Regions from separate parts of the Homo sapiens genome. Here all the other regions are linked to region 3. A link is a loop called in an ENCODE intact Hi-C map of the cell type or tissue named here. Cell type or tissue: PC-9. All regions are shown on one strand.

The links. Peaks named below come from ENCODE experiments on the same cell type or tissue, not always from the same donor. Only the 100,000 strongest peaks of a DNase experiment are listed, where the experiment ranks them.
Region 1: it touches region 3 in a loop (8-fold over the local background); 4 of 110 quality-filtered maps call a loop at or near these places.
Region 2: a loop joins it to region 3, with 6 times the contacts of the local background. A loop is called at or near these places in 4 of 110 quality-filtered maps.

Annotation. Positions count from the first base shown.
Region 1 is chr2:196,129,348-196,133,347 of GRCh38, reverse strand. No RefSeq gene overlaps it. Among named protein-coding and RNA genes, the nearest start is that of STK17B, 40 kb to the left of the region's middle. In PC-9, a CTCF peak has its summit at 1,810 (motif pointing left); a DNase peak (open chromatin) is centred at 1,797.
Region 2 is chr2:196,231,476-196,235,475 of GRCh38, reverse strand. The region is part of intron 21 of HECW2 (HECT, C2 and WW domain containing E3 ubiquitin protein ligase 2); the gene reads left to right. Among named protein-coding and RNA genes, the nearest start is that of HECW2-AS1, 27 kb to the left of the region's middle. In PC-9, no CTCF peak of the experiment used is centred here; DNase peaks (open chromatin) are centred at 1,885 and 2,325; H3K4me3 peaks cover 542 bases; H3K27ac peaks cover 3,064 bases.
Region 3 is chr2:196,290,611-196,294,610 of GRCh38, reverse strand. It overlaps HECW2 (HECT, C2 and WW domain containing E3 ubiquitin protein ligase 2), which reads left to right. Exons shown (of 29, transcript NM_001348768.2): 14 at 1,861-2,046. Among named protein-coding and RNA genes, the nearest start is that of HECW2-AS1, 33 kb to the right of the region's middle. In PC-9, no CTCF peak of the experiment used is centred here; DNase peaks (open chromatin) are centred at 330, 2,130, 2,530 and 3,110; H3K4me3 peaks cover 1,026 bases; H3K27ac peaks cover 4,000 bases.

The DNA of each region.
Region 1 (4,000 bases), 160 kb after region 3:
TGCTCCTAGGGGAAATACAGAGTTAGGTTCCTGCAAGGCTCTGTTCATAGCATTTTAAACAATTGATCAATGCATAGTTTTGTGTATTTCTATTTAATTGTACATTTAATATATATTGTTGGTTCATTAACATTGAACTAACAGGCAATAGCACTGTAATTCATGCCTGAATGAAGCTTACCTAACTTGTTTTTGAGGGAGAAGGAAAGGGAAAAATGATTGGAAAAATTCAGACTGCAGAAGCAGCCTGCCTGAAAAGTCACACAGCAACAGGCAAAAAATAAAACAACCTTGGAAAAAACTCAGGCTGCACATGGACAGGTAAGAAGATGAGGCTGTAAAACACAGATAAACAACTGGGGCACAGAAGGAGGGGGTGAGTCTCCCGGGTAATCACCAAACTTCACACTCATATAGTGGGCCCCAGTAAAAACAGTGGGCCTTAATAAGCACATTCCTTTCCTTTAGGCACACTAAGCTAGGGAAGCCAGAAGTGGATATTGGAGGGGGATACCTGCAGCTGGAAAAAAATGTCTGGGAACAGTCACAGAAACTCTCCCTCCCAAATAAGTGACACAAAGCAGCACACAGCAACACAGATTAAGAGTCTGCCTAGGTTGTCAAGGAATCAGGTAAAGGCTGATAGAAACTCATGCTCTATGCAGATAGCACACCTGGTCCCAACTAAAGCTTCAGGCCCTAGGAGGATAAGATGCCCCCTTCCTCAGTAGCCCATGTATAAAAACCCTGACATTTTTACTGGAAACCCACTGGGGACCCCTCTCTGACAGCTGTTCTTTCCTTTTACCTGTTAAACTCCTGCTCCAGTTTCTGTGTGGGTTTGTCTGCAACCTCAATTTCCTTGGCCATGAGACCAAGAACCTTGGTGTTTACCCCAGACAATGAGGCTGCTTCATTTTGGGGGCTCGCCCAGGATTTGAAGGTGAATTAATCAGAAGGGTAAGGGAGCAGACTCTCTACTTTCACTTCTGAGGCTTCTCATCCTCAGTTTTTATTCTCTCAAAGAACTATCAAAAAAACAAGGTATCTGTCTGCTGATTAATGAGCCACAAGGGCTAGCTGCCGGTCTTAAAAGACTCAAATGTGAGGCTTGCTGGGGAGGACTTAGTCCATCCCCAGTGCCCTCATGGTGCTGGGAATGTTGGCTCTGTCCAAACTAGTTTTCTGTCACACACAACTTTGCTATTGCATGGGTCTGGAAGAGGTCCTGGAGCAACTGAGGATTTCTGGCCAGGGCTACTCCTGGACTGACCCCAGCCTCCAATTGCCCAACCAGGTGTCGGCCATAGGATCACCAAGCTTTCCTATGCGAACCTTAGTTTCCTCCTTTCCTTTCCACAGTCACCATGTCTCTTGTGCCGTCTCTGTATGCACTGCTGTAGGAGTTTTTACATCCCGGGGAAATAATTCAATTAGGCAAGCTTAGCAACCACCTTAGCAATCAGGAATGCAGGTCAAAGTTTGCTGTTTTCGTGACTTTCTACAGACAGGGGGACTTCATGATCCAGATCTCAAAGACTACTTAACTCCTAATGATAGCACTTCCTGGGGTTGGGTAGGAGGTCATGCCCCACCCAGCGAACATCTCTCTTTCCACCTGGGCTGTTTCCTTTCCCATGTGGGGAGCCAATACTGCCCAGTTGTACTGGATAGCCCCTCTATGAGACAAATGAACTTTCTCCTGCTAGGAGGTATGCTGGGAACAACTTGCCACATGTCAGACTTCCCTCTCTGTCCTTTGTTCAGAGGGCATATGGAGGCAAAGTTACTGCCTGGTATTTCAAGGCTTACAGCGCCACCTAGTGGGATGAGAATTCCCTCCCTGGGCGACCTTGTATGCCCTTTGCCAAAAGCCTCTAGTTTTCCAGTTCTTCTCTTTTTTACATCTGCTAGAGACCGACGTTATGCCCCCTCTGCAAGCAGGAGATCTCTGCTTTCAGCAATGAGGAGAAATATGTCCTCCAAAACCAAATTTTAGTCTCAACATGTACCGCTAGGGTACATGTTCCCTTCTCATTACAGGACCTTAGGGAAATAAAGAGACACTTGGACAGCTTGGGCAGATTTTCTGATGACCCTGATACGTATATAGAGGCTTTCCAAAATTTAACCCAAGTGTTTAATCTAACATAGAGAGAGATGCTATGTTACTTTTAAGCCAAACTCTGTCACAGAAAAGCCTTATAGGCAGCAGAAACATTCAGAGATAAACAGCATATCTCCTATAGCCGGTCTAAAATTCTTTTTTTTTTTTTTTTTGACCAACTCTCCATTAGCAGGAAGGCCACCCACCAATTGACCCTTATGTTCTTTTGAGACACTTATTCCGCCTACAACTAGAATGGCATCTAAATAGAAAGGGGATTTTATGTCTGGAAGTTAACTAGAACTGCCACCTAAGAATACATTCTCTAGTCCGGTCCATAATAGTAGAGTATGAAGCTCAGTCCAGTATACTCCCTCCATTAAAGGACCTTGCTCAAATGCAACTGTTACATAATCTCTCTCAAGACTCACCCATCAAGGAGCCACGCAGGTCACACAAGTCTGGAAGATCAAACGGCAATCACCAGGCAGGGGACAAAGGCTACATGGGTATGCGTGACTATCCCCATTATTTAGCTTCTCTGGGACCATGGTTTGAGGGTCATGCCTGCAACCACTGGGTGGCACACACAGTGCTGGGACCCAGGGACCAGGGAGGGGAACAGTCAGGGGGACGCTCCCATTGTCTTCCCCTCTACCTTGGGTCATACCAAAAAGAACAAGGAGACTGAGGAATGCCTCTTCTCTTGTCTCTTTTCTAGGATGGGTAGCAAGCCATCTTCAGCCTGCACACCTCTGGAGTGCATTTTGAACTCCTTTGACCCCAAAACTAATTTTATTTTGCCCAAGTGCATGGTCGTCTTACCATCCCAAGAGTGAACAGACCTGGCCAGCTGAAGGAAACCTTGACTTTAATCTTATCCAACAATTAGATCTTTTCTGTAGACAGAAGGGCAAATGGTCCAAGGTCCCCTATGTACAGGCTTTCTCTGCCCTGCAAGACAACCCAGACCTTTGCAAGCATTGCACAATCACCTCAGCCCTCTTAGCAATCATATCAGGCAGGTCTATGGAGAGTAGTTCCCCTAAGAAGAGCAGGTTTTAGAGGAGCCATTGGAGGTGGCTTCTAAGTACCCCAGTCCTTCCAGTTTCCCTTATCCAGCGACCCCTCCAATTGTGCCATCAGCTCCTCCAGCTCCACCATCTCTGAAACTCCGCATTGCCCAGTTTCACTCCTACCCCTACAAGAAATGCCAGATGGAAGGGGTACCGCTAGGGTACATGTTCCCTTCTCATTACAGGACCTTAGGGAAATAAAGAGACACTTGGACAGCTTGGGCAGATTTTCTGATGACCCTGATACGTATATAGAGGCTTTCCAAAATTTAACCCAAGTGTTTAATCTAACATAGAGATGCTATGTTACTTTTAAGCCAAACTCTGTCACAGAAAAGCCTTATAGGCAGCAGAAACATTCAGAGATAAACAGCATATCTCCTATAGCCGGTCTAAAATTCTTTTTTTTTTTTTTTTGACCAAGTCTCACTCTGTCGCCCAGGCTGGAGTGCAGTGGTGTGATCTCGGCTCACTGCAACCTCCACCACCCAGGTTCAAGCAATTCTCCTGCCTCAGCCTCTGAGTAGCTGGGATTACAGGTGTGTGTCACCACACCCAGCTAATTTTTTGTATTTTTAGTAGAGACGAGGTTTCACCATGTTGGCCAGGCTGGCAGTCTAAAATTCTTGAAAGGAAAAAGTCTAAAGGAAAAAAAAGGGTAAAAGAGAGACAGGATCCCCATTCTCAATAGAAAGAGTGCCCCTTTAAAAAGTGTAATTGGAGCCCTAGTGATCCCACAAACGAATGGCAAAGAAAACACTTTCTAATGTGCATGTTAAAGGCTTGCAAAGAACCAGAACAAAACCTCTTAATTACT
Region 2 (4,000 bases), 59 kb after region 3:
TGCAAATTCCATGCAAGGTAGAATTAGCCCCACAATACTAGAGATGTATGTATTCAATTTAGAAATACAAAAATAAGGCCAGGCGTGGTGGCTCACACCTGTAATCCCAGCACTTTGGGAGGCTGAGGCAGGCAGATCACGAGGTCAGGAGATTGAGACCATCCTGGCTAACTCATGGTGAAACCCCGTCTCTAATAAAAATACAAAAAAATTAGCTGGGCATGGTGGTGAGTGCCTGTACTCCCAGCTTCTAGGGTGGCTGAGGCAGGAGAATTGCTTGAACCTGGGAGGCAGAGCTTGCAGTGAGCTGAGATCACACCACTGCACTCCAGCCTGGGCGACAGAGCGAGACTGGGTCTAAAAACAAAAAAAAAATACAAAAATAATCCTAGAGTCTATAAATACAAATACTTTAGTTGATTAGTTCATCACCAACTAAGATCACATTTTATATTATGCTTTGGCTTTTTACAAAAAGTAGGTAGTTTCTAAGCCCTATCTTGTAACTAGTGATTTAATTTGGTTAGAGCTGGAGGTTTTGCTTTAGTCATGAAAATTTCCACACAACTTAATCTGGTTATCTGCCTTTGCAAAGTTGTGGGGAAGGGAGATCGGCAGTGGTGGAGTGGCTGAAAACTGAGTCATCTTGACTGAATGTGGCGTGAAATTGCACGCAGGGGTTGCCTATTTCTGCTGGGCATCAGTCTACTAAGAAGTTGCTTCTCTAGGGTTGAGGTCAATGAAATACTACATATTCTCCAGTGAATTATTCTACGTATTTTCCAGCTCTATTATTATACTGCACATTCTCCAGTGTATTATTTTCTTTTGAATTAAAAGTCCTAGCAACTAAAGTTATATGATTTAAAAAGTTACCTAGATGCTAGGCATGGTGGCTCATACCTATAATCCCAGCACTTTGGGAGGCCAAGGTGGGAGTATTGCTTCAGGCGAGGAGTTCCAAACTAGATTGGGCAACATAGTGAGACCCCATTTCTATAAAAAATAAATAAATAAATAATTAGCTGGTTGTGATGGCTTGTGTCTGTAGTCCTAGATACTTGGGAGGCTGAGGCAGGAGGATCGCTTGAGTCCAGGAGCTCAAGGTTACAGTGAGCTACGATTGTGCCACTGTACTCCAGCCTGGGTGACAGAGCAAAACCCTGTCACCCTGTCTCTTTAAAAAAAAAAAAAAACTGGATTAGACTGTTGTGTTCTGATAAGGCGTGGGGCCACTAATTTCTTAATACCCAAAACATTAAAGAAATAGTGGCCTGCGTAAAGAGAGGAGGTTTACACTGTGATTGCCCTGCCTCTTTTTCTCCATGGCCAACCCTGTAAAAGGCACCTTTCTTAAGAAAGAATGAGTTTATTATGTGTGAGGTGCCATCAATATGACATCAATCATGTCTTGCAGAGCCACACTTTGACTGGGGTGGAGATGTGTACAAGCAGTTTTAGTTTGGGAGTTTAAGAACTTCCTGTAATATCTTCCTTTTGAGCTTTCTGTAACTCCCCTGAGACAGGCAAATGAAAGCAACTAGGGAGGATGAGATCTGAAGGAGTTTTCTTCAGTCTCTGCTTATAAAGTAACCAACCAGTTCTTACATATGACTGGTCAGATCCTCACTAGAAGCTGTTTGAGGCCCTGAGCTTGGTCATTAATTTCTCAGAAATCTGTGAAGCTTCAAGGTACACTTTATGGTGTTCCCTTTTTTTCTTCCAAAAAGAGACATTCACAGGATAACCTAAATTACCCAAACCTTTCTAAAGAAGGATGCTTCTGTATCTAGGCTTTGGTTTGGTAGCACCTGGTAAGACTTTGTTTATCATATCAAAATACCTTACTCACCTACCAGGCTTTCTTAATTGGCTCAAGAACTAACACCTTGCTGCTATAAATATCTGAGGGTGAATCAGAAGGTGTGTAGGCCATGTGTGCCTGAACCAACTTGTAGGAAATGGTGTGACTTCCCAAGGCCATCATCTTCTTTCATTTTATAGTCTGCTTTCATTAGAATACTTAGTTTTCAGTAATTCTTAGTTGAAAATAAAGAATGGGAGAATAAAATTTGTTATTTTAACAAATTTTGGGTGCCACTGACAACTTGGGTGGAGTGCCAACCCAGCCATGTGATGATATTTAAAATGCTCTATCAGCACTTGGGGCTCCAGACTACATGGCCACCCTGGAGACATCTGTGCTTATTCGGAAATGCCCTCAGATGCAGCTGTTGTGCGGCTACACACCCGTCGTCCAGAGTTTTTATATTTCCGTGCCAAGCCTTTAGCTGTGGAACCAACCTAACTGGCAAAACAGGAATGTAACAGACAATCCCTGTGATATGAGTCATATTAACTATTTATATGAAAGAAGTTGCTAAGACATTACAGGAAGCAAAGGCATGATGTACCCTGCTGTGACATGTTTTACTGAGTTAGCTAGGCTTATTTATAAATTGTAATCTACAACCTGCTCTCAGATAGGCAGTTCTAAGCTTTGGATTATAATCAAATCAAAGTTTAAGACTATTTTGGCTTTAGAGGTGACTCCATCAGTGCTTCTAGAGTTAAAAGTCAGCAGATAAAAACTTGACCAGTTGAAGACACATTTTCTCCTAGAGGAACTAACTGTTAGCTCTGTTTTTGCTTGGGAAAACAAGACTTTTCATTTTCAGTTTAATTCCTCAGGGAACATTCATCTCATCTTCAGCCAGATTCAGCTATCATCATAAAAAGGGAACTAATCAGTGAGGTCAGTCTTTGTTGTTTTAGCAAACTTTACCACCTGAGAAGATATTACATGTTAAACTTTCTAAGCATAATTTACTTGATGATTTCTGACAATGTTTTCAAATTGAGCAACCTTTCAGGGATTGGTATAACCTGTTCATGTCATTGAATCAATATACCACTCAAAGGCAAATGTGCAAATCTGCTAGATACCAAATAACAATGTAAGCAATGTTGATTTTTCTTTAGAAAGCATCAAAGAGCTCCACTCATTGATTCAACAATATATATTGAGCCCCCACTGTGTATCAGGCTAGGTACAGATATAAAAATGAGTAAAACATGGTCCCTGCCCCAGTGTAGTTACAGACTAGTATGTATGTATAGGGGAGGCAGGCACATAGACAGATAATTGTAATGCACTCTATAAGTGCAGTATTATTAAAATACTCAGAGGTAAAGCTTAAAGAAACCCTGATACTTCTAACTGAATGCCACAGTTTAATTTTAAGCAGGCAAAATCCCATTTTACTTTTACCAGTTGTCTGTAAGAAAACTGACTCCTGAAGTATTTGCCTCATGTTTCAGCTGTCTCCGACCTTATCCATTGTATGCTCTATTGTGTCTGAAAGCCTCACAGAGAATGACCATGGCTGACGGGTGCTCACTCTGTGCCTCACACTTAGTATTCTACCCACTCCTTGAGGTTGCGTACACCCTAGGATATTGTAAGCTAGATTTTTTTTTTATTTGATACAAAGTCTCTCTCACTGTCACCCAGGCTGGAGTGCAGTGGCGCGATCTCTGCTCACTGCAAGCTCTGCCTCCTGGGTTCACGCCATTCTCCTGCCTCAGCCTCCCAAGTAGCTGGGACTACAGGCGCCCACCACCACATTCTGCTAATTTTTTGTATTTTTAGTAGAGACGGGGTTTCACCATGTTAGCCAGGATGGTCTCGATGGTCCTGACCTTGTGATCCGTCTGCCTCAGCCTCCCAAAGTGATGGGATTACAGGCGTGAGCCACTGCCCCCGCCCATAAGCTAGATATTTTAACAAGTAGTATTTTCCTCCTATTTTCTTTCTTTTGTAACAGAGGTTAGCAAAATTTTCCTGTAAAGGGCTAGGTGGTAAATATTTGGGATTTCACCAGTCAAACCTCTATGGCACCTACTCAACTCTGCCCTTGTAGCAGGAAAGCGGACAACATCAATACATAAATGGGCACAGCTGTGTTCCAGTAACACTTTATTTACAAACCAGAGGGTG
Region 3 (4,000 bases):
ATAAATGTTTATTAAAATGAAATCATTTCCAGAGACTCTAGAGTCCTTGGGGTTTGCCTTGGGCTGTCTTAGACTAAAATAGATAACAACCCATAAAGTTTAGACTAAAATAGATAACAGAACCCATACGATTTAGACTAAAATAGATAACAGAACCCATAAAGCTGGAAGAGGTCCAGACTCAGTCTAGTGTCCCTGAGACACTAAAGATAAAACGAATCCAAAGCCCTTTGAATCAGTCTGAGAAGAATAGAGTTCCAGGATGATCATTCACGGCCTGGTCAGTTTCATGAATATCATATTCCCTCTGATGATTCAAGGAAACAGCTGCCATACAGTTATTCCTCTTCTGCTGTTTTGTGCATGGTATTATGCAATAAATATTTATTGACTGACTCATATGTGGACAATCATGACATAGTCAGTTTGTGGAATCTTCTTTAAATATCATAGAAATGAAGACTGTAAGGTTTTGGACAAAACAATCACTTTTCTGTGTGGTGGTATAGTGGAGTTTTTTTAAACTTGCATTTCATTCATATACATCCAACCAAATATACACAGGGAAAAAGAGAAAAAAAGAAAAAAGAATGAGATGTACAGCCCAGGCACCTCAGCCTGCTATTCCATTCACCAAGCTTATATGCCTCTATGAAGGGTGAGATTCTAAAACCTCAGTCTATTGTGATCTCAGTTGAGTGTGATGGTCAGTGAGAGCAACTCATTCCATTGCATGTCCTTCTAGTATAGAAATGTATGGCAAGCATTTTTCCATGCAACTTGGCCCTTAAGTGTATACTAGTTGTGTCATCTGGCACTCACTCAGAGAGCCAATAACCTAGTCCAATACTGGGGGAGAAACTGGCTATGTCAGGGCTCTCTGTAAGGTGGCATATTCATCGCCAGTGTGGTATAATTTTGACTGTGTGTTTCTTTCCTAAAACCAGCTTCAGGATTTAATGGCCCATGTGCAGTGAGACTCCACAACATGTTTGTTCTTTAGTAAATTAGTTCAACCATTGTGGAAAACAGTGTGGAGATTCCTCAAAGATCTAGAACCAGAAATACCATTTGACCCAGCAATCCCATTACTAGGTATTTACCCAAAGGAATATAAATCATTCTATTACAAAGATACCTGCACATATATGTTCATTGCAGCATCATTCACAATAGCAAAGACATGGAATCAACCCAAATATCCATCAATGATAGACTGGATAAAGAAAATGTAGCATATATATACCATGGAATGCTATGCAGCCACGAAAAGGAATGAGATAATGTCCTTTGCAGGAACGTGGATGGAACTGGAAGCCATTATCCTCAGCAAACTAACACAGGAACAGAAAACCAAACACCACATGTTCTCACTTATAAGTGGGAGCTGAAAAATGACAACACATGGACACAGAGAGGGGAACAACACACACTGGGGCCTGTTTCAGAGTAGGACTGGGGGAGGGAGAGAATTAGGGAAAAATAGCTAATGCGTGCTGGGCTTAATACCTGGGTGATGGGTTGATAGGTACAGCAAACCACCATGGCACACGTTTACCTATTTAACAAACGTGCTCTTCTTGCACATGTACCCCAGAACTTCAAATACAAATAAAAGTTAAAAAAAGAGAACTAGACACCAGCTGTGGATACTGCCTTACCTTCTGTAGTCTTTATGTTTCATTTTGTTCAAGATATTTTGCTCTGTCTGCTGTTTCCATACATGGGTCTAGAGTTCTGTCAAAGCTTATATATGCATTTCATTACTTATTGGAAGATTAGCCATACCCATGTGTAGTATTTCTGGTGCTTCTGCATGTCACAAGTGGGTTAACATTGGTTCTCCATTCTTTTCTTTAGAGTGCCTACCGCATGTTTACAAACAACACGTGTTTGAAGCACATGATCACCAAAGTCCGGAGGGACACCCACCACTTTGAACGCTACCAGCATAACCGCGACCTTGTGGGATTCCTCAACATGTTCGCGAACAAACAGCTAGAGCTGCCGCGGGGATGGGAAATGAAACATGATCACCAGGGCAAGGTAACACGAGGGAGATGCCTCAGGGAGTGCCAAATGCCTGTGGGCTGCTTGTGGCTTCGACACTTGGCCCTACCCTTCAAGTGAGGGCCAAGGCTCTTTGTGAGGTGAAACATTCCACCTTCTGTTCAAGTGAAACCTGGACAGCAGGTTGTTTGTGACCACAAACAGTGACTGTGCCATTCTGAAGTCGTGGAGGGAGCGGAGGGAGGGCTGTGACGCTGGCAAAGCATTCACTTCTCCCTGGAAACTCTCCTACCTGTCATCTCTCTCTATGCTCTGCTGATTAGAGAAAAGGGTTCTCAGGCAGTGCTTCCTTATCCCTAGTGATACAGCTTGTGTTGTAGGTATTTGAATAAAAAGTTGTGGTATTATTTGGAGAAGGTGGCTAGGAGGTCACTAAGCAAGCAACTACATGAGGTGTGTCTTTGTGACACTGTCTGGGCTTGGGCTTCAGTCTTACTGGTTCAGAACTGTGATTTTGTTAGCACATTAACCAAAACTCACTGATTGATTAATTTATGACAAGAAATATGTAACTGTGCAACACAGGCCAGAATAGCTACATCCGTACTTCCTCTGTAGGTGGATGAACCAGAAAGCCTGGTTACAATCAGGAAGTCATTCTATGAGTAAGAAATCAGAATGAGAAAATTAGTGCTTGTTATAAGGTGACCCTCAGCTAAGATTTAATTTTTATTTAACTCTTATGTAGTACCTACTATGAGCCATGAACTGTTTAAGCTCTTAAGGTCCTCACCACAACTTTGATAAAGCAGTACTATTATTATTGCCATGTACAGATAAGCAGCTCCATGTGCAGAATGGTTCAGTGACTTGCCTGACATCACAGAGACAGGCAGTGGCTGAGCCACGCTGTAGGCCAGCCAGGCTGGTTCCAGGAACCATGCTCTTAACCATGACATTATGCTCTGCAAGTATTGAGTAACCAACCTCAGTTTCTCTGTCTATAAAAAGTCTGGGAATATGTGACTTGAAGGGTAGGGAAAATTAAAATGACATATTTAAAGTATTTAACAACCCTTGGAGTGTTTGTTCAACAAATATTTGTTGAGCGCCTAAGCAAAACAGGTAAGCCAACTACTTTGTAGAACTGTCATTCTCATGAATGCAGCATTCATGTCTCAGAGACAGGCAATAGACAAATAAATAAACATACTATTCTTTGTAGGCCAAGAGCTGATTAATGCTATGATGAAAAATAACGCAACAAATGAGGTCTAGTGAAAGACAGGAATGGAGAATGTTATTTCATAGAGGGTGGTTGGGGAGGATGTCACAGATAAGGCCATAGGTGAGCAGATACCTGAAAGAAGTAAGGAGTAAAGTATATCAACATTCAAGGCAAATGGAACACGTAAAGTACTCAGTAAATGCCATTTACCCCCCAAAGTTCCCTCTAGCAGAGGGAACTTTACCACAATAGCCTCTTACTTATCCTGAACTCAGCTTCCAGCAATATTACCTGAGAATCTATGAGTAGTCAAAATGGTTGTTACAAAATGCATGTATTTTAATGCATGGGAGAAGCCCTTAAACTCTCATTGAAACTACTGACTTGATTTCTGCAAGTGTTTTTAATAAACCTCTAATTCCCAGCCAAGAGAAGATTAGAAGTGGCAAGCATGAAGTTTAGGAGAGATGAAAGAGAATTGGGCTTGTGATTATGTCCCTGGACCACAGGTAAAATGACACTGAATTAGAGTCAGATGGGCGTGACAGAGAAGCCTTTCCAGAACACTGAGCTGGAAGCAGGGACACCAGGGGAAGATATGGCTTTGCTGGTACTATATTTGGTTCAACAGCCTGAGAGCCCAGTGCCTGTAAATATTCCATTGGATGGAAGGGCACAGATGGTCCAAGTAAGGACTTTGAAAAATACTGGTAGTATTATACCTGGGTATAAAAGAGTAGTAGCCCACCAAGAGTTCATCTG